Regions from separate parts of the Mus musculus genome. Here all the other regions are linked to region 1. The links are chromatin loops, found by intact Hi-C in ENCODE. Cell type or tissue: left cerebral cortex. All regions are shown on one strand. Region 1 holds the start of Zfp715 (zinc finger protein 715). Region 2 holds the start of Iglon5 (IgLON family member 5). Region 3 overlaps Ctu1 (cytosolic thiouridylase subunit 1). Region 4 overlaps Zfp719 (zinc finger protein 719). Region 5 holds the start of Zfp658 (zinc finger protein 658). Region 6 holds the start of Etfb (electron transferring flavoprotein, beta polypeptide). Region 7 overlaps Zfp658 (zinc finger protein 658).

The links. Peaks named below come from ENCODE experiments on the same cell type or tissue, not always from the same donor. Only the 100,000 strongest peaks of a DNase experiment are listed, where the experiment ranks them.
Region 2: a loop joins it to region 1, with 2.3 times the contacts of the local background. A loop is called at or near these places in 3 of 42 quality-filtered maps.
Region 3: it touches region 1 in a loop (2.9-fold over the local background); 5 of 42 quality-filtered maps call a loop at or near these places.
Region 4: a loop joins it to region 1, with 2.5 times the contacts of the local background. A loop is called at or near these places in 7 of 42 quality-filtered maps.
Region 5: a loop joins it to region 1, with 2.3 times the contacts of the local background. A loop is called at or near these places in 6 of 42 quality-filtered maps.
Region 6: it touches region 1 in a loop (4-fold over the local background); 17 of 42 quality-filtered maps call a loop at or near these places.
Region 7: it touches region 1 in a loop (3-fold over the local background); 10 of 42 quality-filtered maps call a loop at or near these places.

The regions. Positions count from the first base shown.
Region 1 is chr7:43,311,214-43,315,213 of GRCm38, reverse strand. It overlaps Zfp715 (zinc finger protein 715), which reads left to right and starts at 1,914. Exons shown (of 5, transcript NM_027264.4): 1 at 1,914-2,110. In left cerebral cortex, a CTCF peak has its summit at 2,359 (motif pointing right); DNase peaks (open chromatin) are centred at 1,924 and 3,392; H3K4me3 peaks cover 1,864 bases; H3K27ac peaks cover 1,604 bases.
Region 2 is chr7:43,486,448-43,490,447 of GRCm38, reverse strand. Iglon5 (IgLON family member 5) reads left to right here and starts at 237. Exons shown (of 8, transcript NM_001164518.2): 1 at 237-503. The coding sequence starts at 425. In left cerebral cortex, no CTCF peak of the experiment used is centred here; DNase peaks (open chromatin) are centred at 118, 805 and 1,626; H3K4me3 peaks cover 1,986 bases; H3K27ac peaks cover 1,947 bases.
Region 3 is chr7:43,676,540-43,680,539 of GRCm38, reverse strand. Ctu1 (cytosolic thiouridylase subunit 1) reads right to left here. Exons shown (of 3, transcript NM_145582.1): 3 at 2,242-4,000. The coding sequence ends at 3,359. Among named protein-coding and RNA genes, the nearest start is that of Ctu1, 6.5 kb to the right of the region's middle. In left cerebral cortex, a CTCF peak has its summit at 1,822 (motif pointing left); a DNase peak (open chromatin) is centred at 1,829.
Region 4 is chr7:43,583,211-43,587,210 of GRCm38, reverse strand. It overlaps Zfp719 (zinc finger protein 719), which reads right to left. Exons shown (of 4, transcript NM_172482.1): 2 at 2,915-3,143; 3 at 731-857. The coding sequence starts at 3,052. Among named protein-coding and RNA genes, the nearest start is that of Zfp719, 5.6 kb to the right of the region's middle. In left cerebral cortex, a CTCF peak has its summit at 2,231 (motif pointing left); a DNase peak (open chromatin) is centred at 2,229.
Region 5 is chr7:43,560,679-43,564,678 of GRCm38, reverse strand. It overlaps Zfp658 (zinc finger protein 658), which reads right to left and starts at 2,309. Exons shown (of 5, transcript NM_001008549.2): 1 at 2,258-2,309; 2 at 1-65. In left cerebral cortex, a CTCF peak has its summit at 2,454; DNase peaks (open chromatin) are centred at 1,872 and 2,495; H3K4me3 peaks cover 1,892 bases; H3K27ac peaks cover 992 bases.
Region 6 is chr7:43,441,156-43,445,155 of GRCm38, reverse strand. It overlaps Cldnd2 (claudin domain containing 2), which reads right to left. Exons shown (of 5, transcript NM_028849.1): 2 at 3,342-3,523; 3 at 2,850-2,990; 4 at 2,186-2,305; 5 at 1,836-1,939. The coding sequence starts at 3,510. The coding sequence ends at 1,866. It overlaps Etfb (electron transferring flavoprotein, beta polypeptide), which reads right to left and starts at 1,084. Exons shown (of 6, transcript NM_026695.3): 1 at 952-1,084. The coding sequence starts at 1,008. In left cerebral cortex, no CTCF peak of the experiment used is centred here; DNase peaks (open chromatin) are centred at 563, 1,101 and 1,594; H3K4me3 peaks cover 1,917 bases; H3K27ac peaks cover 1,268 bases.
Region 7 is chr7:43,573,649-43,577,648 of GRCm38, reverse strand. Zfp658 (zinc finger protein 658) reads right to left here. Exons shown (of 5, transcript NM_001008549.2): 5 at 2,188-4,000. The coding sequence ends at 2,683. Among named protein-coding and RNA genes, the nearest start is that of Zfp719, 3.9 kb to the left of the region's middle. In left cerebral cortex, a CTCF peak has its summit at 2,296 (motif pointing right); no DNase peak of the experiment used is centred here.

The DNA of each region.
Region 1 (4,000 bases):
AAAAAAAAGTAAAGAAAAGAAAAAACTGGAAAATGGGAACAGAAAGAAAGAAAGAAAGAAAGAAAGAAAGGAAAGGAAGGAGGGAGGGACAAAGAAAGAAAGAGAAAGTGGGTAAGTGGGTAATGAGTTTGTCTAGTGGGTAAAAGTGCTTGCCTACAAACCAGAAGGCCTGAGTGCCAAAGATAAGTCACTGACAATTGTTATAGCCTGGGTCCTGAAAGCCCAACCAAGTTGGAATCTGACCAATTAAAGAGACAAATAGGGAAACAAACAGATAAAGGAGAAGTATTTAATTTATCCACCTTGAGGTTAGGAACAAGAGGCCCAGTATTACTATACCAAGCCTAAGAAAATTAAAAAAAATAAAATAAATAAAGTCTTGGGCTGGAGAGATGGCTCAGCGGTTAAGAGCACTGACTGCTTTTTCCGAAGGTCCTGAGTTCAAATTCCAGCAACCACATGGTGGCTCACAATCATCCGTAATGAGACCTGACGTCCTCTTTTGGTGTGTCTGAAGACAGCTACAGTGTACTTACATACAATAATAAATAAATCTTTAAGTGGGAGTGAGCAGGGGCGGAGCTGGAGGTCAACCAGAGTGAGCAGAGGTCCTAAAATCAAACTCCCAGCAACCACATGGTGGCTCACAACCATCAATACAGCTACAGTATACTCATATACATAAAATAAAGAAAGAAACCTTAAAAAAAAAGTCTTTAGATATTCCCAGATGCTTTCTGTCTTGGAAATCGAAAGTTTCTGTTAACCCATTAAAGGTTTTTTTTTTTTTCTTTCTCAAAAGCTTGCATAATTTAGGAAAATACAATTTTAAAACAATGGAGATCTATCTTGCCTAGTTTATCTTTCCACAATAGCAAAATGGGAGCTATGAGATTATATTCAGTTATGTAGCCCAGGTTGGCCTCAGACTCAGAGATCTGCCTTCCTCTGCCTCCAGAGTACTGGAATTAAAGGTATGAGCCAACTTCTTGATCAAGATTTAATTCTTTTTTTTTTTTTTTTGGCAGGATTTCTCCTGGCTGTCCTGGAACTTTCTCTATAGACTAGGCTGGCCTTGAACTCAGAGGTCTGCCTGACTCTCTCTACAGAGTGTTGGGACTAAAGACGTGTACCATCTCCACTGGGCAAGATATAAATTTTTATTTTATGTGTATGGGTGTTTTATCTGCACGAGTGTCTGTGTACCACTAGTGTGCTCGGTGTCTTTGGAGGTCAGAAGAGAGCGTCCGCTTGGAACAGGAGTTACAGATAGTTGTGAGCTGACGTGTGAGTGCTGGAATTGAGCCCTTAAGAGCAGTTTGGGCACTTACCTGTTAAGCTACCTCTCTATCATATCATCCCTTCTCCCCTGCAGAATTAGGTTTAAATAGAAAGCAAGAGGTATGTAACTAAGCAGTCTTACCAAGCAATCTTAGTTTGTGGCCCCTCGCTATCATTGTCTCCGACTGAAGTCTGTCCTGCAAAGTGGTCTAGGAAGTTGTCAGAACGGTGTGAAATCTGTTTTCCTGTGACAAGTCCCTGCTCTGACTGCCTCCTGGCTTCAGCACATCCTTTCTCCCATCATGGAATTTCTATTTCTGTGTTCCATTGTCTCAATAGTCTGTAGAGGAAGGGGCACAGAATGTCTCTTTAGACTATCATATTCCTGCCAGGCCTGTCACACCATATGGGAGACAGCTTTCAGACTTCCACTCAAAGGCGTTGCATTTAGCTGCCCGCCCACATGGAATCAAAGTTCCTGGATGGTGGCCTCCAACGTCCGGAGCTCACTCACGCCGCCACCACAGTTTCCAAGGAAACTGGAACCACCCGGTCTGCCATGCTGACTGCTGGCAGGCACACTCGGGTCAAAAGTGTTAGTGGGCATGCGCATTATTCTACTGGGCGTGGACATGTCCTGCCGGAAATCTAAAAGACACCGGAAATAGAGTGGCCGTGAAACCTTAAATGTTGTAGTCATTCGAGTGTTACTTCGCTGGCGGGTCCGCGAGGTGGTTTGGAACTTTTCCATCCGGGACTCTTCGGCTTCCGTGGGCGGAAGTCGCCGTCAGGCGTGCCGTGTGCAGAGCTCTCGGCCGGGCAGTGTGAGGTGAGTGGCGGCGGCGGCGGCGCAGGGGGTGGGAGGACGCAGTGCTGTGCCGAGCGCTGGTTTGTGCTGAAGGACTGGGCTGAGGCGGCTGCCGGGGCTCGTCAGATGGGGTGGGGGTCGCGTGGTGCGCTTTCACCCTGTTCCCGAGGGTTTCCCGTATCTTGGGTGTTTTGTCACTTCCCAATGTGCTCTCCTGTGGGTTTTCACGCAGTCGTCCATGAAAGTTGTCAGCTGAGGCCATTAGGGGGCGGGACTCAGTGAGTGGGCGCTGCACGCAGCGGGTCCCCGGGTGGGAGTCGGGAGCTTAAGGGCGAAGACTTTGAGGTGGCCTGTGCCCCACTCAAGCCGTGATTGGCGTAGGGGTCAGCAGAGGCAGCGATGGAGCCTAGGGCGGGAGTGGGATGCTTGTGAGGGCGACTCTGGTCGTTAGTGTTGGCGTGGCCAGTGACTGTGGCTTGATTCCGGTTAGCACTATGTGAAGAAAATCCCGTCGGCTTGACCAAAGTAGCAAGTGTCAAGACCACAGGTGTCGGAACTGCGAGTGCTCAGGCTCTCACGGATGAGGGAGGGAGAGAGGGAGGGAGGGAGGGGGTCCCACGCTTTGCATGCTGCCTAGTTATCTAGGCTGCTGAGCTCAAGAGATTTCTTCTAAGGTCCGTAAAAGTAGGGAATCTTGTTTTATGGGCTGCTTTTGGGTCTCCTTTTCCAACTAATTCGTTCCTACCTCTGGATGACCAGCATTATTGAAGGAATGATCCCAAATATTAAAAACACTTTCACTCTTTGGGGCACATTAGAGTCATACTTGGGAATCCTTTGGACATTATGTGCATCAGTGCTTGCCTGTCTTTGGGATCCTATACAGACGTTAAAGATCACTGGTTGGCAGTTGACCAAAATAATATTGGGCCGTTTTATTTGTACCCTAATGTTTGTGTTGATTTGGAGTGCTTAAAAAACTGTGTATTGGTCTGAGAGGAGTAAGTAGCTCATATCTTTAAATCCCAGCACTAATGGGGCCCAGGCAGTGAAAGTTAAAGGCTAGCCTGGTCTACATAGCAAGTTCAGGATAGCCAGAGCTAAATAATAGACCTTGTCTCAAATACAGACACACACACACACACACACACACTTACACATGGGAGCGGGGGAGGGGGCACACAGACAGACATGGAGTGGGGGAGTGAGGATTGGATAAGCCTGTTTTTCTTAATGTGTCTGTGTAGACGGGGAAATGTCTAGAAACTCACGCTACAATCAAAATTGGCTGTCATCCTGAGCGCTTTGTGCAACAGGAAACAGGAATGCTGTTTTTAGATGCTGACTACAGAAGGGACTGCATAGATATGGTGGCCAGGGTGTTCCTTAGAATGAAAACAGCTCGAATATGTACCCCTGTTCTTCTATTTAGTGACCTACGAGCAAATCAAGCAGAGTAGTAATGCATATGTGTAGCTAAAAAGTTTGTTTGAAATGCAATCAAAATTAAGTTGGCAACGTACTGATTTTTTGTAAGTATTTTACTTCCTTTCAGGCAGGTGCTGAGGGCTTAGTGAGCCTTCCCTAGCATGGCATTCTGGATCCCTACAATAAGCACCTATGTACTCATTTTGTAATGACTAAGTTAGTTAGCACATTGGTTTTCTACTAGTTAACATGTGAGTGCTGCAGTGTGTCCTTCCTTCCTAATGGATGGTTTTTTAATTTTTTGTTTGTTTTCTTTTGTTGTTTGTTTTAGAACCCAGACTAATAACAAGAGCAGGGCTTTTATGTATCCTCTACACTGCCTACACCTGTTCTTCCATATAGGCCCTCACCAATTCATGGTCAGATGTTTGGTTGTTGTCTTTTAGTGATTTCCGGTGTCTCTGAGACCACTGCAATCATTCA
Region 2 (4,000 bases), 180 kb before region 1:
GAGGAGGGACAGAGCCGGAGTCTGCAGGAGGGTTGGGCTCCTTCAGCAGAAGGCAGCTGGATGAAGTGCATCTCAGGCCAGGATTCTGGAGACCAGGAGGACGCCGGTTGCCCGGGGGAGGGCGGAGGAGGGGCAGGGCCACAGTAACAAAGGCCTCTCCCTCCAACGAGCAACCCCCCCCGGCCCCGCCTCCGCGGCCCCCCTCCTGCCCTGATTGGCCGTTCTCCCTGCCCGTCAGCACCACCCCCCCTCCCTGGGTCTGCAGCAGCTCCGGCCACCTCGTCGCGCCCCCCCAGCCCCCTCCCCCCGCCCCCGCCGCCCCCCGGGCCGGTGCAGCCGCAGGCGGGGTTCCCCTCCCCCTCCCCCTCTCCCCCAGGCTCGCGCGCCCCGACCGCCCCCTCCCCTCCCCCTCCGCGCCGCCGCGATGCCCCCCCCTGCGCCCGGGGCCCGGCTCCGGCTCCTCGCCGCCGCCGCCCTGGCCGGCCTGGCCGTCATCAGCCGAGGTACCGCAGCGCCGGGGGTGGGGGGCTCGGCGGGGAACCCTGAGGTCCTGGGAAGGGGTACAGGACCGGGGTGGGGGCAAACAGGGAGTTCCCCCCGGGGGGATGCGGAGGTCTGGAGCCAGAGACCTGGGCAGCAGTCCTAGGCTGGGCAGGGGGTCCTTGGGTGCATGGATGCGCGCTGGGCACAGGGATGCACGTCCTCGTCTGGTCAGCTGCTCCATCACTAGCAAGGGGGTCTCAGACACCTGCTGCCGGCCTGGGGCGGCAAGAATGTACCGCTGCTCTAGGTCAGGGAGAGGCTCAGACGTTGGGATGACAGTCCTCACCTGGGCAGTGTCTCCAAACTGAGTTGGGGTACCAGGCCTGGAATGATGCCCTGTTTTGTGGAGGGGGATCTTGTCTTAGCGTTTTTTGGAGAGGGTTCCCTGCGCAGTCCTTGCCTGGGGACTGGGCTCTGCGTCTTTAGGTGAAGGTAGAGGAGGGAATGTGTTCCCAGGGTTAGCAAGCAATGAGGACAGATTGTCCACAGACTGAAATCCCCAGTCCCAGGAATATCAGGAAAGGGGTTGAAACTCCCTATGCGGGTTTTCCTCTCGGCATCTGGGGTGTTTGCAGTTAACTGGGAGATGGTCCTGGAAAGCCAGAAAGTTGAGGTGCCAGACTAAGAATTCTGATCTTAAAAGTCTTTGATGGAATGAATATTTGGGGTGGGGGTTGGGCTGGAGAAGACAGGACAGGAAGGGTTAATGCAGGATCCCAAGGTTACTAGTCTCAGCCAGTTCCGTGGGCCTGGAGACCCTCTCTAACAGCAGGAGTGAGTCCTGCCCTGAGGATGCTTCAGGACTGTGCCTCCCCTGCAGGGCATGTCAAGGAGCGTAGAGTCAAGGAAATGGCACAGAAGGAAGAGGGATGGGCAGAAAGCTGAGCTGTGGGTACCCAGGAAGCCAGGAAAGTGTTAATCTGGTGTTTCCACATCACTTCCTCCAGGCCTTGTCCAATCAAGCATTCCAGAATCAGGGTCATGCTATGCCACCAGGGACAGTAGTCCCCAACATTGTGACCCCAGCAGCCCCAAAGGAAGCAGCTATCTGGTCCTCCAATCAAGTCACCCACAGCCACACAAACATCACAGCTTTACAGCCAAGCCACACCTGCAGACTAGAGAGTCACGCAGGCCGCCCACGCACAGATCCGATGGGGGAGGGCATGGATTCTGCCAGGAGTGGAATGGGCTGGAAAGTCCACCCCTTACCACAGTAGGAGGCTGAGCCCTGCCTGACCTGGCGCCTTTCTCTCCTGTTACTGTAGGCTGCTTCTGGGGGCCCTATCTCCAGTCTCTGCTATTGGATGGTGACATTCCCTGTCTCCCTGGGCTGTTTTCCTATCCCTGCTGCTTTCTGCACAGTGGCACATCTGCCTCTCTAACTGAGCTCCATCCCCCAACCCCCATGTTTGAGTCCCTCCACCTCCCTTACTCCCTCTCTTATACACTGTACCCTCATTCACTGTGGCATCTGTTTCTTCCTTCCCCTTACTGTACGTCCTTGAACCCTGACTGCTACCCAGCTCTCTTCTTAAGGTAGTGACTGTCCCATTTGCTAATACTACTCTCTAACCATTTGCAAAACATTACTATGAACATGCCTCCGGGTGAGGGGCTTTTTTTGTCAAAGCCATATGACCTTGATCAGGTCTCTGGTCTTGGGTACCCCGTCTGAAAACTGAGCAAGAGAAGATGAGACCCAGTGGGGGTGAACTGAGATATATCTACCTGTTGGGTAGGTGCCCCATTTGTATCCCACTGTTACTTTGGAGAGGAAAGACACCCCATTTTGTAAAGTATGCATCCATGTTTCTCATGAGGAGCATGTATGAACCAAATCCCAGACCCCAGCTTGCTCATATACAGTTATGTATTTTTCTAGTCAGAGTCTCACTATGTAGTCCAAGCTGGCCTGGAAATTCAGGGTGATCTTTGTGTCTCAGCCTCCCAAATGCTGACTACAGGCATAAGCCTGGACCATTCAATCTCTCTCTCTCTCTCTCTCTCTCTCTCTCTCTCTCTCCCTCTCTCTCTCTCTCTCTCTCTCTCTCTCTGTGTGTGTGTGTGTGTGTGTATACTCATGCTAAGGTCTCAATATGTAGCCATAGTTGTAGACCATGCTGGCAGCCTTGAACTGTAGGCAATCCTCCTGCCTTTTCTTCCTAGATCCTGCGACTATAGATATGGGCTACCATGCCCAGTTCTAACACACACCTGAGAGAAGCTAATGGATCAGGGGCCAGGCAGCAGAGGAGCACACTCCTTTAGCGTTCTCTTCCTTTCACAAAGTCATTCCACACAACTTTCAATGCAAAGCAAAGAAGGCCTGGTTGGTTCTTGCTAGTGTTTTCATCCTAAAGTAGAAATCAGGACAGCCCATTTCTCTGTTGTTGGCTTATTTACACTTAGCAAAACCTCCCTGGCTGTGTAACTATGAACCTGCAATTAACCCCTCCATTTCCCACCCTGCCTAAATCTTTTATGCCAACACTACCCACACATTTACATACTCACCCACAAAAGGAAACTATGCTGACTGGAGATGTGGCTCAGTTAGTTGGTAGGATGCTTGCACACCTGTATTCCCTGCACTTGGGAGGCAGAGGCACAGAGGTTCAAGGGAGGAAGACCAGAGGTTCAAGATCAGCCTCTGCTACATAGCCAACCTAGGCTATTTGACCAACCTACTGTCTCAAAACTAACTGCATTAAAAAAATCAGCAGAGTGTGTGTGTTGGTAGGGAGATGCCTCTTGCTCGTGGGGCAGCTGGAGGGGAGAAGGCAGTGCACACAGCAGCCAGGAATGAACCCAGTGCCACCCAACTCAGCATCCTTGTATCAGGCTCTGACTCTTGATCCTCCCCCCTTGTTTCGTTTTTTAAAAAATATTATATTTTTATATTTCATTTGCATAACTGTGTGTTGGAGGTCAGAGAACAGCTTGTGGGAGTTCTCTTTCCACCTTGTGGGTCCAGAGTATTGAACTCAGCCTTGGCAGCCCAAGCTGGTCTGGAACACTGGGCAGTCAGGTAGTTTTCCTGTTTTGTGGATAGCCCAGGATGGCCTCAAGCTCGGAGCAGTTGTCATGTCTTACTGTCCTCGGCACCAGAATTACAATCGTGTACCTCCTCGCCTGCTTCATTGGCTTAGCAAATATTTCATATACTGTCATTCTGAGCTCCTGAGAAATGTGTTGTGTGGTTAGGGACAGGGAGCAAGCCAGAGCAAGCACTGTCTCATAGAGTCTATAGTGAAAAGAAGACATGTCAAGAATCAGATGGGGAAAAAAAATCTAGCAAACAAGTAGATAGTTCATCTCAGAGAGTATCACATAATGGGAAGAAGCTAGCGGTGCCCTCGAGAATGTGTTGTCCATTTTGGGGAGGGCATCCAGAAAGCTACCCCTAGGAAGGTGAGAAGAGGGTTGAGGCCTGAGGAAGAAGAGAAGCCAGCCT
Region 3 (4,000 bases), 370 kb before region 1:
TGCTCAAAGGCCACCTCCCCAGAGGCCTTTCCTTCATGGCTCCCTCTACTCTATTTTTGACAAGCAAACCTTTGTGCTGGGGATGTAGCTCAGAGATAGATTGTCTAGGATCCCCCTGTGAGGGGCTGAGGGTGTGGCTTGGCATGTTAGGTCCTTAATTCAATCTTCAGCGTTGAAAAAAGGGGAAAAAAACTTCTTCAAAACTGACCATATAATCAGTCACAAGACAGGCCTCAACAGACACAAGAAGACTGAAATAATCCCATGCATCCTATTAGATCACCACGGACCAAGGCTGCTCTTTAATAGCAACAAAAAACAACAGAAAGCCCACACACACATGGAAGCTGAACAGCGCTGTACTCAATGGTAACTTGGTCAAGGAAGAAATAAAGAAATAAATTAAAGACTTTAGAATTTAATGAAAACGAAGGCACAACATACCCAAACTTATGGGACATAGGAAAACTCATAGCTCTGAGTGCCTCCAAAAAGAAACTGGAGAGAGCATACACTAGCAGCTTGACAGCACATCTGAAAGCTCTAGAATAAAAAGAAGCAAATGCACCCAAGAGGAGGAGAGGGCAGAAAGTAATCCAACTCAGGACTGAAATCAACCAAGTAGAAACAAAAAGGGCTATACAAAGAATCAACAAAACCAGGAGCTGGTTCTTTGAGGAAAATCAACAAGATAGATAAACCCTTATCCACACTAACTAGAGGGCACAGAGACAGCATCCTAATTAACAAGATCAGAAATGAAAAGGGAGACATAACAATAGAACTTGAGGAAATCCAAAACACCATCAGATCCTACTACAAAAGGCTATAATCAACAAAACTGGAAAACCTGGATGAAATGGACAATTTTCTAGACAGATACCAAATACCAGAATCAGGATCAGATAAACCATCTAAACAGTCCCATAACCCCTAAAGCAGTCATTAAAAGTCTCCCAACCAAAAAAAGCCCAGGACCAAATGGGTTCAGTGCAGAATTCTATCAGACTTTCAAAGAAGACCTAATACCAGTACTCTTCAAACTATTCCACAAAATAGAAACAGAAGGAACACTGCCCAATTCATTCTATGAAGCCACAGTTACACTGTGCATTCTCCCTTGGAGATGGAATGGTTTCTGTCTAATCAGGAACTTGTCACAATTCCCTTTCATAGAGGACTTCATGAGAGATTTTTTTTTTCTACTTCTATCATGTTTAATGTTCCAAGTAGATTTTAAAAACTGGTTGAGTGCATATTACTTTTAGCTTCAGAAGAATTCATGTATATTTAAGAGGCATTTAACTATTATAAATTATTTCGATGACTTAAAAATGTCAATACTGAGCTGTATATTTTTAAGTAAATTTTTAAAAAAAGGAAAAAGCGACAGTCACAATCACTCGTTATTTGTTTGCAATGGCCCTCCCTCCGCCCCCACCCCAGACTGAAAATTTGTGGAGGGGCTCCTGTCTCTGCCCACTGCAGCTTCCTGGCACTTGCAGGAGGACCAGACAAAAAGATGTCCAATATTTGCTGAATGAATATTTGACCTGGTGCTTTATAAGCCTAGGGGGACCTGATGGCGGCAGGGCATCCACCTTTGCTTTTTAACTTATCTTAATTTGGTAAATAGAGACCTATGGAGTCACTTCCAAGAGGACAGGGCCACAGAGGCTAAGGAGCACCCTTTGCCCAATGTTGGGGGAATGATCCAGGGAAGTTTTTAGTACTTTTGAGGAACCCTCTTCTTGGGAAGGTTCTTCAGCCTCTCAACTTCTTAATATGGCAAGGCAGCACCCAGAAGCCTGGAGCCCCCTGGTGGCCAATCCCCAGTATACAGAGCCAAGCTGGACATGGACTTGGATAACTGGACTCTCATCTCCCAAGATAGGGGTGAAGGCAAGACAGTTCCATTTTCACAGGAGGAAATGGCACCTTAGAGAGGTTAAGGCAGAGACTCAGCACAAGTTCTGTCTCCAGAGTCCAAGCTTGGGGTGCCCTCCTCACTCACAACAGATACCAGGACTGGGCAAGGCAGTCACCCTATTATAGATAGGACTGGTGACAGGCCCTGTGGTCCCTTGAAGTTGCCATGGGGAAGAAATGAGAAGGTAGATATAAGCACTCCAAAGCAAAGATGAAGTCCCCTTGAAAGCAACGTGTGTGATGAAGACCCGTATGTGGACACTCTTACTTTCATTTCCTATTGCTGCGATAAAACACCAGACCAAAAACATCTTTCGAGAAAAAGTTTTATTTCAACTTACATTTTAGGTCACACTCCATTACTGAGGGAAGTCAGCAGGAACTGAGGCAGAGGCCATGAGGGAACACTACTACTGACTGGCTTACTCAGCCTGCTTTCTTATAGTATCCAGGATCACCTGCCTAGGGACTGGACCGCCCACAGTGGGCTGAGCCCTTCCACATCAATCATCAATCAGAAAATGCCCCACAAGCTTGCCTGTAGGCCAATCTTATGGAAGCATTTTCTCAGATGACCCCAGCCTGTGTAAAGTTGACAAAACAAAACCAAAAAATGGCCAGCCAGGACACTAACTCAACAACCATGTGAAAACTACAAATTTGGTTCAGAACCTATCAGCTCAGCAGACCACTGGCTTCCAAAGACCCACAAGCTAAGAAAGTCATCAGATAGTTCCTCAGACTGACAGAAGGGATTTCAGCTTTGCTATAACCTGTCTACCTGCAGTTCACACCGACATACTTGACCAATGTCTTGATTAATGACTTTCTATTGTCCTAGGGCTGTAAACGTTTGTGTAACTGCTCCCACGGCAGTTTCCCAGGCAACCTCAATTCACATACCCGCCCATGGAAGGTCCCAACTGGTTCAGAACAAACTTTCTCCAGTTCCCGTAGGTGCGAGAGCTGTGCCTGGATGAGACGGGTATAGTGACGATTGTGAATATTCCTAGTACGCATGTGACTTTGTTTACCTGACTTGGGAAAACAGAAAAGGAGGGCCAGGGCTCTCTGAGCCCACAGAGGTGTGCGGGAATGCATGGGTGTTGGTCCCTTCTCTCTTAGAGCTGGTAGCTGTGCCTAGAGCGCCCTATACTTCAAGGTTCATGTTGCTCTACAGGGCCCATCCTTCCATGGGGTACAGGTAGGACACGGGGCTCAGGTTGCAGGGCACTGGACACTTTAAATAATCTGCAGGGCTCAAGCGACTCTGCAGGGTACAGCCACTCCACACGGAAACAGGTCAGTCCCAAGGTGCCGTGCACTGAAGGGAAATCACTTCACAGTGTATAGATTACTCCACAGTTGCAGGGCAGTGGGGTACAATCACTTCCCCGGACACAGGGCAATGTAGAGTGCAGAGCTCAGGTCACTCCGCCACGGGGCTCAGGTCACACTGCGATACACAGGTGGCTCCTGCCCGGTCCCCTCCATTCCCAAGGCTCAGGTCCCTCTGCGATACACAGGTGGCTCCTGCCCGGTCCTCTCCATTCCCGGGGCTCAGGTCACACTGCGATACACAGGTGGCTCCTGCCCGGTCCCCTCCATTGCCGCATGGGTTGGCTTTATCTTTCGGTTGCTTGCAGGTGCAGGGTCCTGCTGGGGCCACAGGGTCACTGGTGACTAGGCTTGGGTTCCCAGGCTGTGGAGGCTCAACTTGCAGCACACGGCGGCCCTTGCCGATGGCCAGGCGCGGCAGGCCTCGGTTGAGGCCATCCAGGAGGGCACAGGCCTGGCAGAGCTTGTGGCTGGCCAGGGCTCCGCAGCGGGAGCAGGTGCCTGGAGGAGGGGGCTTTGCTGCCGGAGCCAGAGCTAGGCGCTCTGCCGAGTGCACGAGGTCCAGCACGGCTGATGGTCTGGCCGCCTCCAGGAGCTTAAGCAGGTCCCGGGCATGACCACGGAAGGCCTCAGGGGCATACACGCACTCCTCGGAAAAGTAGCGGAGATGGCGGAAGTGCGCATACAGCACCACCTCCTTCTGCGAGGCAAACTGCAGAGGCCGGCACCTGGG
Region 4 (4,000 bases), 270 kb before region 1:
GACGGGAGGGTGGGGAGGGAAGAAAGGGGGGACTATAGTAGGGATGTAATATAGGAGAGAAGAAGAAATTAAAAAAAAAAAAGACCATTTGTTGCTCTTGCTGATGACTTAGATTTGGTTCCCAGCATCCACATGGCAGCTAAACTGTAACTACAGTTCAAAGGAATCTGATGCCTTCTTCTGGTCTCCACAGGCACTGCATACATATGGTATATGGACACAAGAAACCTTAATACACATACACGCCACATTTATTATGGATATGTGTGTGTGTGTGTGAGTATATATATGCACTCGCATGTGTTATACATACCATGGCATGTATGTAGAAGTCAAAATAAAACTTGGGAAATCGCCAGGCAGCGGTGGCACACGCCTTCAATCCCAGCACTTGGGAGGCAGAGGCAGGTGGATTTCTGAGTTCGAGGTCAGCCTGGTCTACAGAGTGAGTTCCAGGACAGCCAGGGCTACACAGAGAAACCCTGTCTCGGAAAAAAAAACAAAAACAAAAACAAAAACAAAAAACCTTGGGAAATCAGTCTTACAGCTCCTTGAGTCAAACTCATTATTGGCAGCACAAAGCAACACATGAAAATAACCAAAAAGGAGTGAAACATCAAGACAAAAGAAGGAAAAAAATTCATAAAAGACTTGATATTCCACCATGTTTGGAAAAGAGAAATAAGGAAAGTAGGCCCAGATCTTAGCTCCCCAGGCCAGCCATGCTCACCCACTGACAAGAGGTGGCTGTAGATCTCCAGCATCACGTCCTGGTACAGGCGTCTCTGGGCGGAGTCCAGGTGCTGCCACTCCTCCTGGCTGAAGTCCACAGTCACATCATCAAAGGACACCAATCTCTGTAATAATATAATCATTGTAAATTAACATTGACAAGCAGAACACGTGTTTTCAGTTACCCTCACCCCTTATATTATGCTTTAAGCTTTCTACAAAACACCTATTTCCCCACTGTATTTTGGGACATAGATGAAAACAATATATAAAAAAATAACTTGCCATCTATTAAACACTATCATCCCCATACCAGGAGGCCAGAAATGGATCCTTTTTCATTCTCTATCCAAGATTAAACAGCATGACAATTTATTAAGCCACATTATTCTTGTCTATAGCTGGGCTGGGTCCCTGGGATTCAACACTATATGAGTTTTTACTCTGAAAGACACTCAGGCTTGCCAAATAGCAATATAAAGACCCATATGGGGCTATAAAGAATATTTTTAGAAATATATACAAAGCAAGTTGTTGGGAAGAGCAAGGTAGGCACACACCTGGGAATGGCTGTCATGATAATGAGAGTACAGCCCCTTAGACGGGAAGTGTGGCGTTTGAATTGGGATGTGGACGAGCATACTCTAGGATGGAGGAACTAGGATGGAGGTGGACAGTAGGGAAAGCCATGCTTAGGGAGTGGCAGAGAGTTCTGAGTAGGAGGGGACAGTGACAGCCATAACGTCTACAAACTAGCTGTCATCCCAATCACAAGGAGGGTGAAGGGTGGTGGGTGGAGGGTGAAGGGCGGTGGGTGAAGGGGATGTGGAGTTTTCAACTTTGAGCTACGGACTGTCACTTAAGTAATTAATTGCAGGGACATGAAGATCTTCAAATGTAAAAGGCTGGTCTTATAGCATCCAACGTGTGCCACTCAATGTGATGGTAAAGGGATCTGCCTTTAGAAGCACCTAAGACATGGATGCAGCCTTCTGAAGGGCAGTTACTACTATAGCACTTCCCTCTTTGAAAATGGCTGCTAAACTACACAAGAGAAGCACTGCCCAGTCTCCACAAAGGTAGGACTTTGGGATGATGACACCTGAAGCCAGTGAGATGACCAGCATGATGTGAACCTGGCAGGATACGACAGTGCAGGCCTGTCATCACTGTGAAGCATACTGCAAGAATAAAATAAAATTGGAGTACGATCATTCTCTAGAGCAGAGATCTCCAAAGCGAATACAATGGGAGTCACAAAGTCATCTCAAAATTTCTAGCAGTCATATTATACTCAGATGAAACCAACTTAATAGCATATTTTATTTAGCCTAACATATCTAAATTATTACTTTAAGATACTCAGCTTAAAACTAAAGAGAGGGTTCAGTGAAGAGCACTGGCTTTCAGAGATCTGGGTTCAATTCCCAACACCCACATGGCAGTTCACAACTGGCTATTAATTCCAGTTCCAGGGGATTCGATGCCCTCTTCTGGCCTCTGTGAGAACTGTATGCACTCGGTACACGGCTATACAAGCAGGCAAAACATCCTACACATAAAAAAACATATATTAAATTAAGATACTCAGCTCTGAGGAGCCAATGTGTATCTATGAGCTGGGCGAGAAAGCCAAAAGACTCAGGGACTTGTCTGCGTGTGTGGTAAAGAGAATGCTGTGTAGCTGTTACCTTGGCACTGAACCATTCCCTTTTGGAGGGAGGGAGGAGAGGTTCTAGAGGCCAATCTTTCATGTTACATAAATGTGTAAGGGGACACACAGCTGGGGAAGGCTGTCACAGGGACGGGTGATGCAGCTGCTCGAGATCCCCGTGCCCCTGAGGGTTGTACTTCACAGTTGTTACGATAATTAATATATACACACAAAGTCTCTGCTTCACTAAGCTAGACTTGGATGCACCTACTTTTTTGTCCTGCCAGTCCTTTGGGCTGAATAGGAACAGGATTCCCCAGGGAGTCATAGACGGGGAGATAAATCTAAATCTAAAAAGCAGCACAATGAATGTGTCATGAAAAGATGAGGAAAGGCTGGGGTTTCAGCCCTCTGCATTTCACTCTTAGCTGGAGAATCAAGGTTGTCTTAGGAAAAGGAGTCCCATCTTCTGCTTCCAGTGTCTACAATCTAGCGAGGAAAAGTTGAACTTGGAGCATCTCTCCTCACCTCACACAATCCATCCTGCTCCTCTGCTCCCAACTGCTGGGGCATCTGGCAGAAATTCATATCAGTAGGCATGTCCTCTGTGGTTTCTACTCTTGGTCTCTCTCTAATTTTCTCAGGATTCTGAAGATAGGTCAGCATGTGGACGATTCTTGTAGAGTTGTGGGGCAGAGGCCAACTTGGTTATGTTGAGAAAATTGGCGGCATGAATGGCTTAGCCTCACCCAGAGGTCTGCAAAGATATCAGAAAGCCCTGGAAAGTCAATGACCATATTATCACTCACTCAAAATTTATTAGCCCATGAAGAGTTGAAAGTTCTATCTGAAGATCATCCTGTAGACACTGCAGAGCAGACAAAGCCCAGAAATGTCCAACTCTCCCTTCTACCTCTTAACCGTGACAACAGGAAGGTATTAAGCAAGGTGACATAAAACAAGGATGCAGGTATTGGTCACTGGCATTGGGAATTTGATGCAGGATAAGGCTCATCAGCCCCTAGCTTCTGATTACCAGGTCAAAAGTATGAATCAAAAAAAAAAAAAAAAATTAGCTAGCTCTTAGCTTATTTTCCGGACAATCTTTTCAGCTGTATGGCAAAGGCTACTATACCTGGTGTTTTAATATGATCTAAGGTCATCAAATGAAAGAGAGAGGATCAGTATAGTATATATCTGACTTATACGAAATGACACACTGTCCCAGTTCAAGTTTTTATTTGTTTCTAGGCACTGTTCAAACTTACTAATGTACCTCACAGCCCATCTCTTCTAACATATCTCTGTAACTCACTCACCACCACAATTCCCTTCTTGATCAGAAAAGATGAGGTATATACACAAGGACTTCTGGTCTGTAATCCTACCCTTTCCTCCTTTTTTTTTTTTTTTTTTTTTTTTTTTTTTGAGACAGGGTTTCTCTGTGTAGCCCTGGCTGTCCTGGAACTCACTCTGTAGACCAGGCTGGCCTCGAACCCAGAAATCCGCGTGCCTCTGCCTCCCGAGTGCTGGGATTAAAGGCGTGAGCCACCAATGCCCGGCTGTTTTTTAATTAATTATTTATTTATTTCACTATAGCTGTCTTCAGACACA
Region 5 (4,000 bases), 250 kb before region 1:
CAGAGAGGCCAGCTGTGGTGAGGTAGAAAAATCCCCCAGCCTGGCTGATGTGGCCTGCCTTTGACCTAAAGAGACAGCAGAAAGCCCCAGTGAGGGAATGACCTTGTATCCTCAGCCAACATTTGCCCATGAGTTTCTAAGTGCCCAAGACATGCCCAGTGTAGACATGCTAGAACAGATAATACTCAGAAAAGCCCTGTCTGGTATTGACCAGGGTGATGACAAAGAAAACCCAAACACCATAATCTGGGGTCTGGGAAGATGGCGCAGTGGGTAAGAGAGCTTGCTGCACCAACGAGAGGCCCTGAGTTCAAATACCTAGCTATCTGAAAAAGGCAGGCTTGGCTACAAATGCCTGTAAGTCCAGTGCTGTGTGGGACAAAGAGAGGAGGACCTCTGGGCTCACTGGCTATCCGCCTAGCTCCAGGTTCAGCGACAGACCCAACCTCAACAGACCCAACCTCACGGGAATAAGGCTGGGGTGATGGAACACGACACTCAGTAGCTTACTCTGGCCTCAGTGCAGGTGCACTTACAGACTCGCACCTATGCCCACACCCACATGCATAGACTACATACAACACACATGCCAAAACCCCAAACAACTCCCCTTCCCTGAATTACACGCCAAACACGATAGTTAGGAAGGATTCACTGCAGCTGCTGTACCTTTGACTTGTGAGGAGATAAGGAATTAACCTCGCTGATGCCACAGTGAGGGCGCAGGTGTGTACCATGGGCACTGGGGATCTGCAGTGATATGACGCTCAGCCTGCCCTCAGAACCCACACAGAAAGACACATGAGAACGAGCAAGCTGCTCAGGCTGCTCCTTTTTCTGAGCTTTGCTAAGCTGTTCAGACACAGCCCTCCCCAGTCCCCAACTTTTTGAGACATGGCCTCACTGTGTTGCTGTAGCTGGCCTGCGGCTCTCTGCTTCCTGAGTGCTGGGACTAAAGGTGTGCGCCATTGTGCCCAGCTCTCACGAGAGCTCTTTTAAGCATGCCACCAGCATTGATACAACCATTTCTCTCTCAGAAATGACAACTAAGCTTATGGGCTGTTCCAGAACACACCCTAAGAGGAAGAGCAGGACCAGTCCCGTTCCTTCCCTACTCTAAACCACACCCAGTGCCCATGATCTCGGGCGGTCTCTGTGTGCCCAGCACCCAGAACCCTTTCTCCTTCTGAGAGCAGAGATGTGGTGCAGTGTGGTGTGGTGATGGCCACTCCTGGCTCTCTGTGCCTGTCTAGACATTTTCGTTTTCATCTATGCCCACATTGACATCCTGTTTCTCTTCCTTAAATTCAATGGCTCAATCCCTTCCCTGACTTGGAAACCCTGCACATAAACACCAGGCCCTCGACACAAAACATTTCTCCCTTGTCCACAATGTTTTTATGGTACACAGGACATATTCACTGTCATTCTGGACTTTAAGTAACCTCTGATAAGTGGACTGACCACAGGATTAATTTAACCACGGGGTTAAAATGGGCATACCTAGTTCCCCAGAACGTTATTACTTTGGCAGCCAAGATGACAATTTACTAGTTTCCAGAGAATCTTCAATAAACTCAATAGTGATACCCAAGGAACATACAACCTCCAATAAGGACACAGGGTCCTTCTGCTCAAGTGCCAATCACTGACTCTTATTGTGACCATATGGTCTCAGCAGAGGCAGCATTGACCCGCCTCATGTCCCAGCCCTCACATAAAACGGCCCGGGGATTAGGATTTGCCTTTTAAACGTTTGCTTTGCAGCGCTAGCTCTCTACAGGAGACTACATGCTGGGAACGAAAAGGTCCTGTTTTACAAGCCTTGCTACCTGCACAAAGGCTCAACTTGCAGCTCCGATGCCTGTGCCCTCTTTGCATATGCAAATCCCCTGGCTTTTGTTCCACGTGTTCTTAGTATTAGTTCCGCAGGCAGAAGCCACAGGCTGACCGAGAATGGCTGGCTTTCCCAAATTAAGCCCAAACCACAAATAATCTCATTTTCCATTTGTATCTGCCTGTTCTCTTCTCGCAGGCTACTACTAGAAAGCAGCGCGATCGCCCTCAGAGACGCTAGCCCCAGGCTTGCGGTAGCTGGCTGCACTGTCTGTCTCTCTCAGCAACCCTGCTCTCCCAACTCCCATAGGATTCCCACCCCAGCTCAACCAGGGCATCCCTCCAGTAGCTGTGTCAGCTGTCACTCAACACAAATCAGCGCTCAACAGCACAGCATCCTCCCTGCGCCCCTGCCGCTCACCTCTCACAACAATGCAGAGAACTCTGCACAGGACGCGCAGTGTCCCTCCCTGCGACTTCCGCCCCCGGGCCCTCAGTGTTAGAATCCAAACTCTCCTGGAGTGCGGGCAACAATAACAGAACTGATCTGCGCGGAGATTTAAGCGGATATGACCGCTCGAGACCACTTCCGTTTACTGCGAATCAGTGTTCTTCGCCACCCTCCCACACCCCCTTTTTTCCCCTTGTGGAGGCTGGCGAAGCGCATGCGCGCTACTATTTGTGACGCTACAACTTGCCAATACTTCACTTGGATCTTCCTGTAGTTTCTGTTCCTTTAGGAGCTGTCATGGCCACTCCCACAATACAATGATACAGGGACCACCATCACAGTGTGCACATAAGCAGGCAAAGCTTGTGGACTGTGACACAGTGAAAGTCCAAGGCTGTCTCATATTTTCAGGGGATTTTACTTCCTACCTATACGTGTATATCAGTTATTTCCAAGAGACCGGGATGCTGCATATTACTAAAAATACCATTTTTTTTTCTGTATATTCTCAGGGACTTAAAAGATTTTTTTCCTCTAAACTAAGAAGTAAATAAAAAATAAATTAATAAATATAAAGAAAAAAAAAACTAGGTTTGTTGGGAAATGGGAATTGAAGCCATGTGGAATCTTTAAAGATGAAGGTCTGAAATAAATGTGACACTGAGGCTTTTCATGGGGACCAGAGGTGGAGAAAATCTGTTGTCAATGACAAGTGTTTTTATTTTAATTCTTCATTATTTATTGTGTGTTTTGCATATATAAGAAATAGTGTAGAGGAAGGTGGAGAGGGAGATAATGATAAATGGTGAGAGATCAATTGATGACGAAAACGTGCAGTACAGTAGAGGGAATAAATCCATAGGCCAAAGTCGAATATCTGAACAAAATGAACGATTGTGTGCAGTATCTCAGGTTAGCGTTCTCTAGTTCTGTGTAGACAAGAGTATAGCATTGAACATGGTATGATCCCCTGCTTCTGCTTTCCAGGGCTGGGGGGTGGGGGGGATATGCCATCATGCCTAGCTTCACATATGATTTTGATTGTCTTGAGAACAAATTATAGTACTGGTGCTCTTGTGACCAGGGTTTTGTGTCCAAAGATACAGCTCCGGGGGTCCCAAAAAGTAGTCTCAGCCACCCATCACCACATGCCAAATTATATTAAACCACATAAAAGTTAATATGCAAATATCAACTTCTGATCGATTCTCTGCTACATCTTAGCATATGATTGATACCCACACGCACTTATTGCCTCCCGGGCACCACCTTGCTCTTCCACAGGCTCTCTCCTTATGCTTATGACCTCTCTAGGCTGTAAATGTGGTACAGTGCCCATCTGTCTTGCAGCCTGAGTCACAGTCAGTCCACCAGGAAGATGGAGCACTTGCCCTGTGGAGGTGATGAAGCACAAAAGAAGCTGAAACTGTATGCCTCTCCTTCTTTGTGCTCCATGAGACTGACCTAATGGGCAGCTGAGGAAGTTGCCCTGTCCATACCATAAAACCACCCCATGCATCAGGAGGCTGAACCACAGATACCCTGAAAAACATTGTAGGTCAGGCATGGTGGAACACAACCTTAATCCCAGCACTTGGAAGGCAGAGGTAAGCAGATTTTTGTGAGTTCCAGACCAGCCTGGTTTATACAGTGAGTTCCAGGCCAGCTAGGGCTACACAGTGAGATGCTATATTAAAAGAAATAACAGAAATG
Region 6 (4,000 bases), 130 kb before region 1:
CTCTGTACAGGAATTATATCTGCTGGTGCTTTGTGCCGACTTCCATGTGTGCTGTCTGGGTCATGGACATTAAGTCTGAGTCTGTCTCCTGAATCCTTCTTGTCTCATTCCTCAACTGCGGTACGTAGATGGTGGTATTAAATGATATAGCCCGTTTTTACCTATCTCAGAGGGTCTCTTGGGTGCATCTTCCTTATGCTAGGAAATTTGAAGGACACAAAGGGGGATCACAGGACAATGGGGACAGACAAACATGAATTGCCACCATCTTTTTTTCAGTACAGATTAGGCTAAGCATTGAGAGACTGGCCTGGGAACCCAGTCTGATTCAATGCTGGCTACAGCAGCTTCTCTCTGAGGAGAACCCAGGGCCTCAGGGGTGCTGCCCTCAGACTGCTCACGGACACTCCAAAGTCTTAGTTAAGCTGGCTCCTTTGAACTTGCTTCTCCAGCAAGCACAGGTCTCCTTCCCTTCCTAAATAAAAAACTGTCGACAAGCATCCCATGGCTATATGGGTGAGGCGCTTTCTGAGTCCCATGGAACCAGATGGCTCTCCATGTGGCTGTACATTTAGAGCAGACAGTGCAGCCTGCAAGGTAATGAGTGATGAAACCGCAGGCCCCACATAGAATTCTCTATTCTGATTCTCTCTTGCTAAGTGCCAGTTTTGTGCCTCAGTTTCTCCACGTGTTAAATAGGGACCATGACTCCTCCAGCCCACAGTTATCAAGGGACTGAGAGAGAGGGGAAAAGGGTCGTCACCTCAGAAGGATCTGATTGTCAAAATCTCACAGCCCTTGATTTTTGCTCCAAGTATGACTGACGTCGGGTCAAAGGGCAATAGAAATTGACTTTTGAAAGGTTCTCTTATGTGGGGCACGCTCCTGCTCTTGGACGTTCATAGCTGCGGTCTCAGGGTGCTGGGACCTAGTCGGGGTGGGGAAAGTCACCTTCACAGCGAAGTCGATGACCCTCTTGACAGCCACGAGCGCGCGCAGCTCCGCCATCTTCCTGCAGCAGTCACTGGCCGGGTCAGGTTGCTCCTAATCCAGATAGTCACACACTCCGCCCCGTATCTGTCTCTGCGCCTGCGCGCCGCAACACCGACCAATCAACCGTCGCACAACTCAGAAAAAGCCAATAGGAAGCGGAATTCAGGGAGAGGCGGGGTCCACGGCGGACCGCTGGGTGGAGGGGGCGTTGCACAGAAGTAGGGGAAAGGGCATTCCTAGGAGTGAAGTTTGCTGAGGGCTTATTTATCCTAATGCTCTCCTCGTAACTCCTGTTGTCCCCAGATCTGCAATTCACTTCTAGATCCCTCCTTTCTCAGCACTCCAAGCCCCCATGTCTGTGTTCCCACGCGCACCCTGTGCCTTTTTTCCTACGCCCCCAAGGCCTTCCTTCACTTGCTTGCCGCCGCATTCTTTCTGCAGATTCCCTCCTTATCCTTGCGTCTACACTTTACTTCCTTGTGATTTTCCCGTGTCCGCTCATCCCCACCTCCTCCCGCGACTGCGTGCTTTATGACTCTCCCGAGTCCCATATTCTCTCCCCGTGCATTCCCCGGGTGCGCTCGTCCCCGCCCCTTCTTCTACGCCTACATCCGCTAGGACTACCCGGTGTCAGCTTGTCCCTACACCCTCTCCCTGCTTCCGCATCTGCAAATCCCCAGGGTACACACCTCGTTACAGGGTTCAAGTCTCCGTTCCTACCCTCCCACATTCCTTCTGACCTCCTTAACTCTCTACAAGCCACTTTATCCGTGTCTCTGTAGTCTCCAAGCTTCTGTCTCTACGTTCCGCAGAAAAGCACGCAGGGGCGAGGCTAAAAGCCATTCCTTTATTCTGCCCCAGGCAGGCCGCATTCATAGGCATACCGGGAATCCGCTGATGGCTTCGGTGCTCTGCAAGATCATGTCGGCAAGCAGAAAGCAGAAGCCTGGCAGGAAGGGAGTACAGAGCCCGGGGAAGGAAGGTGGGCTATGGGGCGGATGATCTGGCCTGCCTGGGAGCTAGGGATGGGGGTTCCAAGGGCGTTTCCATCGGGTGTCTTGGAGTGCAGGGGCGGGGAAGTCACTGGAAGTTATTGTGGACTTTGCTAGGAAGAATAGGTGACTGGGAAGTTTCTGGGGAGGGGAGTCCTCTAGAGGGGTAGTCTCCACCCTCTTCCCCTCGTGCTGGTTACCCGCAATAAACAAGAAGGGTAAAGCCAACCATCCGAAAAAGTAGGACCAGGAGAAGAAGACTTCTGGCTTCCAGGCATTCTTTGAAGTGTATACGGCCAAGGCAATCAGCAGCAGCAACCCTGGGCCACGCCCACCCGTCAGGTGAGCGTGGCCAGGTAGAAGCTGCACCCAAGCCCACCCCTCAGAACTGCCCTTGTCTCTGACTTATCAAACCACGCCCAGCTTCCCTTTGGCTTCACCTTCGTGGGCTTCTTGCTCCTCCTCTTTTCTTTTTTTATTAAAAATAGATTCTTCCTTTATACAATCTATCCCGACCACAGTTTCCTCTCCCTCAACGTCTCCCAGCTTCCCTCATCTCCCCTCCCACACTTCCTCCTCTTCAGAGTAGAGTAGGTCTCCAAGAGAGGACAGTCAAACAGGACAAAAAGAGATACAAGGAGACAAGGCAAAAGCCCACGGAGGATGGGCAAGAGAACGCAACAGGAGGCGAAGAGTCCCAAGAGCAGAAGAAAAGAGTCAGAAACATCCCCACTGTCAGCTGCCCCCTGGCCCCTCCCATTTCTAACCATGGCAGTCAAACTCTCTCGGCCCAACTCCTTCAGAATTGCCACCACCACCAGCACCACCACCACCCCTCCTACATAGGGGTGACTGCCTTCTCACCGCTGAGGAAAAGTAAGACAATGGTATTCTGGCTACGTCGTGACTCTGCCTCTCGACACTGAATCCTTATCCCGATCCCCAAAGCTACAATACTGAAGGTTGCTGCCAACACCATGCACGCTGCGGACACTGCCACGGTGTCTGGAGAGACAGGGTAGCATCAGCTAGACGCCTTGGTGCCATGAAAGAACATCCCTGGGCTCTTCTGGCCATCCTCACCCCTACACACACACACACACACACACACACACACACACACACACACACACACACCATGAGTATCTAGAGCTCATCTGACTGCATTTTGGAAACAGGTGTTCCTATGGGAACGGAGGACTTGGTAGGGAGAGGACAGCAAGGCAGGCCTGGGGAGAAAGAGCCTTTGGGTAAAGGACATCTGGGTCTGCGCCTGGTATGGAAGGCCCATCTGGAGCTAGGGGTAGGGGTGGGCTCTGGAGTGTGGTCTGATATAGAGGCAGGTGAAGGTCTCACTCTGGCAGGGGATGTTGGAGCATTTGCCATGGGTACACTCCTGCCATAGGCCACTGTGCCCCCCTTGCTGTCGGGTCCAGTAGTTGGTGGTAGTAGACAGTACTGTGAGGATGCTGCTCAAGAGATTAAGTAAATTCCCTCCAGTCTGAAGGCTCTTCTTCACCCCCATGCCAAGGAGGCAGCTGCCAAGGACATCACAGGTACGACTGGCTCACACCTCTCGTTAGGAGGAAGCTCTTCCACGCCAGAAGGCCTCCCCCCCACCCCCCGCCCCCCAAGCACTCTTGCCTGGCAACCTCAACGTCCCCAACAGCAGCCACTTGCCTGGGATCCTAGCCTCAGTGAGGCTGAGGCAAGACATCACAAGCCCAAGGGCAGGCCATGAGTAATGTAATGAGTTCTGGGCCAGGCAGACTACAGTGTGAGAGCCTATCTCAATTAAAACAAGCAAAACAATACAAAATAAAAGAGGAGCAAGGAAGGTAGCTTAGTAGTAGAGTGATTGCCCAGCATGCACACGGCCCTGGGCACATTCCTTAGTTTAATATAAAACCGTCATGGTGGGGCACACGTGTCATCCCAGCACTTGGGAGATAGGGGCAGAAGGATTAGAAGTTCAAGGTCATTTTTCACTTACATAGTGAATTCAAAGCCAGTCT
Region 7 (4,000 bases), 260 kb before region 1:
CACTGCATTTATACTATAGTTTCATTATACATCCATCTATATTGATGGACATCTGGGCGTATTCCATTTCTTTGCTATTGTGAAGAGTAGTGGTAAACATGGATGTGTCAGTATCTCTGTGGTATGAAAGAGATTTTCAGGTATATATCCAGAAGAGGTTAGCTACATGATTGAGTAGTTTCAATTTCAGAAACTACCACTAATGTTGCATAGTGAGGTCTATTGTCTCAAAACCAAAACAAGTCAAACAAACTAAACACAAGAACAAAACCCCAGACTGATTTCATTGTAACAAACTACATTCCCTCAAAGAGTCATCAAAGTCTCCCTTTTCTTCACATCCTCAGATTTGCTGTCCATTGATGACGGCCATTCTGAGCAGGTAAGAAGTTAGCTAAGGAGGTTAAACGCTTTAAAAAAAATTGACTGTATGTCTTCTTCAGAGAGTTCTCTGCTCAGTTCCTTATCCCATGTCTTTATTGGCATGCTTTTCTTGTTTGGTTTTTTTAAGTCTAGGTCTTTTCAAGCAATACACCATGATTCATAGGGAATGGACTACTGAAGCTCAGGCTTGTTTCTGTCAGTTCTCACAAGGTGGATTTCTTTGGGTGGCACAGGCTACTGCTTCAGCTGAACCCAGTTACTGTTTCTTTGGCTCCCCTTTTCTGATTATTTCCCTTCACCCTTTCCAAGAAGGTTATCACAAGTCTTTTGTTGTCTGTTTTTGTTGTTGTTGTTTTCTGAGACAGGGTCTCTCTCCCTCTCCCTCTCCCCCTCCCTCCCTCCCTCCAGCATAGGTTGTTCTGCAACTCATGTGTAGATCAGGCTGGCCTTAGAGATCACAGAGTTCTGTCTGTCTCTGCCTTCTGAGTGCTGGAGTTAAAAGTATGTACCGCCACAACTGGCTCTGGATTTCAACCTCACAGGATATCATGCTACCAACAAAGGTATGTATTTTAGGGTAGAAAAACAATACACACAGAGATGGGGTTTTTATAAAACAAAGTAAAGAGATTCTACACAGGAATATGATTTTGAGAATAGTAATATATGTAGCACATATGGTCAAATATATTGTGAAGAGACAAATAGTAAATATTTGTAGATTGGAGGCTACAACAACTCAGTTGTGCTAGGGTCTCTGTGAGTTCAAGACCAGCCTGGTAAGCTGCAGGTCACCCAAGGTTACATATTGAGATCCTGTCTCAAAAAAAAAAAACAAAAAAACAAAAAACAAAACAAAACAAAACAAAAAACCCAAAAAGACAAAACAACAACAACAACCCCAAAAATCAACCAAACAAACAAACAAACAAAAAAACCAAAAAAAACCAAAAAACAAAAAAAAAACAAACCATAATGGGCACAAGCTGGCTCAATGGTTAATGGCACATGTTCAATTCCTGGGACCTGAATGTTGTTAATAAAGAACAAACTCCCATAAATAGTTCTCCGACTTCCACACATGTGCCATGGCACTCATGCATGTGCACACACACACATGCACACAACTTCACTATTTATTGTCTTATGTGTCAATGATTCTATAACGAGTGGTTGAGTCTGTCTATGTAGTTCATTACAAATGGAACACATGGAAAACAGGTACAATGAGTTAACATGAAAAGAGAAAAGTTATAAGGAATAGTGAATGCTATAGAATTTCACTTATGGATTTATCTCAAAAGCTACTTGTATATGGTGAAAAGATTACTAATTATTGACAGTGCAGTTTCAAGATGGTGTGACTAGGGGATAGACTGTCAACACAAATTAGATTCTTAAAAGAAGAAACTGGTCAGGAAAACCCCACTAATCTGAGGTAACACATATGTAAGTACTGATGTCATATAAACAAAAGTGTGCAACCAGACATACATATTAGACACACTTTTGACAGAGAACAGTATCTTGTTTCCTTTCTTGCATTATAGAAACATTATTATCCCACAATAAATAGGAATATCGTTGATACGAAAATCCCCCAAATTTTCCTATAGTCTGGTAACAAATGTATCTTTTGCCATCTTCTATAGAGAAACATTTCTCAGCCCATTGCTTTAGGGTTTCCTCCTTGGATGAAAACCGGAAATCAGATTACAAATGTCTCTCACAAATAATGTGTCTATTAATAAGCAGTGTATATCTAGATATTTTAAAGTACAGAAGAAATAATGTACAATAAACTCCTTTAAAAAAAAAGATTTATTTCATGTATGTGAGTACACTGTCGCTGCTTTCAGACACACCAGAAGAGGGCATCGGATCTCATTATAGACGGTTGTGAGCCACCATGTAGTTGTTGGGAATTGAACTCAGGACCTCTGGGAGAGCAGCCAGCGCTCTTAAGCCATCTCTCCAGCCCCAATAAATTCTTTTAAAACATTCTCTTCAAGTAATTTAAAGATTATACCTCAGTTAGGAATATGTTTATAGACTATGAGGAAATATGCTTCACACAAAAACTGAGCCTAAAAAGAACTGTGTCTACTATGAGCTGCTTGCTATTTATTATCATCTGACATGCTGTTAAAAGCCTTTTAACACTCAGAACACAGTAGTGTCTCTCTCCATTCTAGACCCAGTGCTGCACATCCAGTTGGGATGCTCTCTGCATTTCTATGTAGGGATGATGAGGGCCCCTCAGTGGGTTTTATTATGGAACAATTTCCTATGGCATTGCTAAGGCTTCTTGCAAGTGTGAGTCCGCTGATGGCATTTCAACACAGACTTCTGGAGGAATGCCTTCCCACATTTTTGACAGACAAAAGATCTCCCCCTAGTGTGAGTCATCTGATGCCTAGGTAAAGATGACTTATTGTAGAAGCCCTTCCCACACTCAGGGCACACATAGGGCTTCTCGCCTGTGTGAATTTGCTGATGGGACGTCAGTGCTGACTTCTGGATGAAGGTCTTCCCGCATTTTTGACAGACAAAAGGTCTCTCCTTAGTGTGAGTTATCTGATGTCTATGCAAAGACGACCTGCCAAAGAAACCCTTCCCACATTCAGGGCACATGTAGGGTTTCTCGCCAGTGTGAATCCGCTGATGATCTCGAAGTTGGCCCTTTGAAGCCAGGGCCTTCCCACAGTCACTGCATTTGTAAGGCTTTTCCCCAGTGTGTATTCTCTGATGTGTCCGCAGTACTGACTTCTGACTAAAGGCTTTCCCACACTCACTACATATATGGTGTTTTTCTCCAGTATGAATTTTCGTGTGTAGATTGAGGGACGATCGTCGGCTGAAGGCCTTCCCACATTCGGAACATGCATAAGGCGTCTCCCCGGTATGAATGCGGAGATGCTCTTTCAGTTGGGAGGAGTTGCTGAACGACTTCGCACAATAGTCGCATTTGTAAGGTCTCTCCCCTGTGTGAATTCGATGATGGACCGTCAGCTGGGATGTGTGACTGAATGATTTCCCGCAGTAATGGCACGTATAAGGCTTCTCTCCTGTGTGAGTCTGCTGATGAGATGTCAGCTGTGACCTCTGAAAGAAGGCCTTCCCACATTTATGACAGACGAAAGGTTTATCCCTCGTGTGAGTAATCTGATGTCTTAGGAAACCTGACCTACCATGGAAGCCTTTTCCACATTCAGTACACACGTAAGGCTTCTCTCCTGTGTGAATTCGCTCATGCTCTTCCAGTTGGTACTTAGACGCCAAAGCTTTCCCACAGATGCTGCACTTGTGAGGCTTCTCCACCTTGTGAATTCGGCGATGCACATTCAGCGTGAATGAGTACGTAAAGGACTTCCCACAGTCCCGGCACTTGTAGGGCTTCTCCCCCGTGTGAACCCGACGGTGCATCTTCAGTTGGGATGCGTAAGTGAACGATTTCCCACAGTCGCTGCATCTGTGGGAATTCTTGCCCAGGTGAAGTCTCTGGTGAGTGCTGAGCTCGGACTTCTGGTTGAACGTTTTCCCACACTCGCTGCACTCGTGGTGTGTTTGTCTGATATGGATCTTCTGGTGAACGGTGAGGCTTGACTTTCGCTTG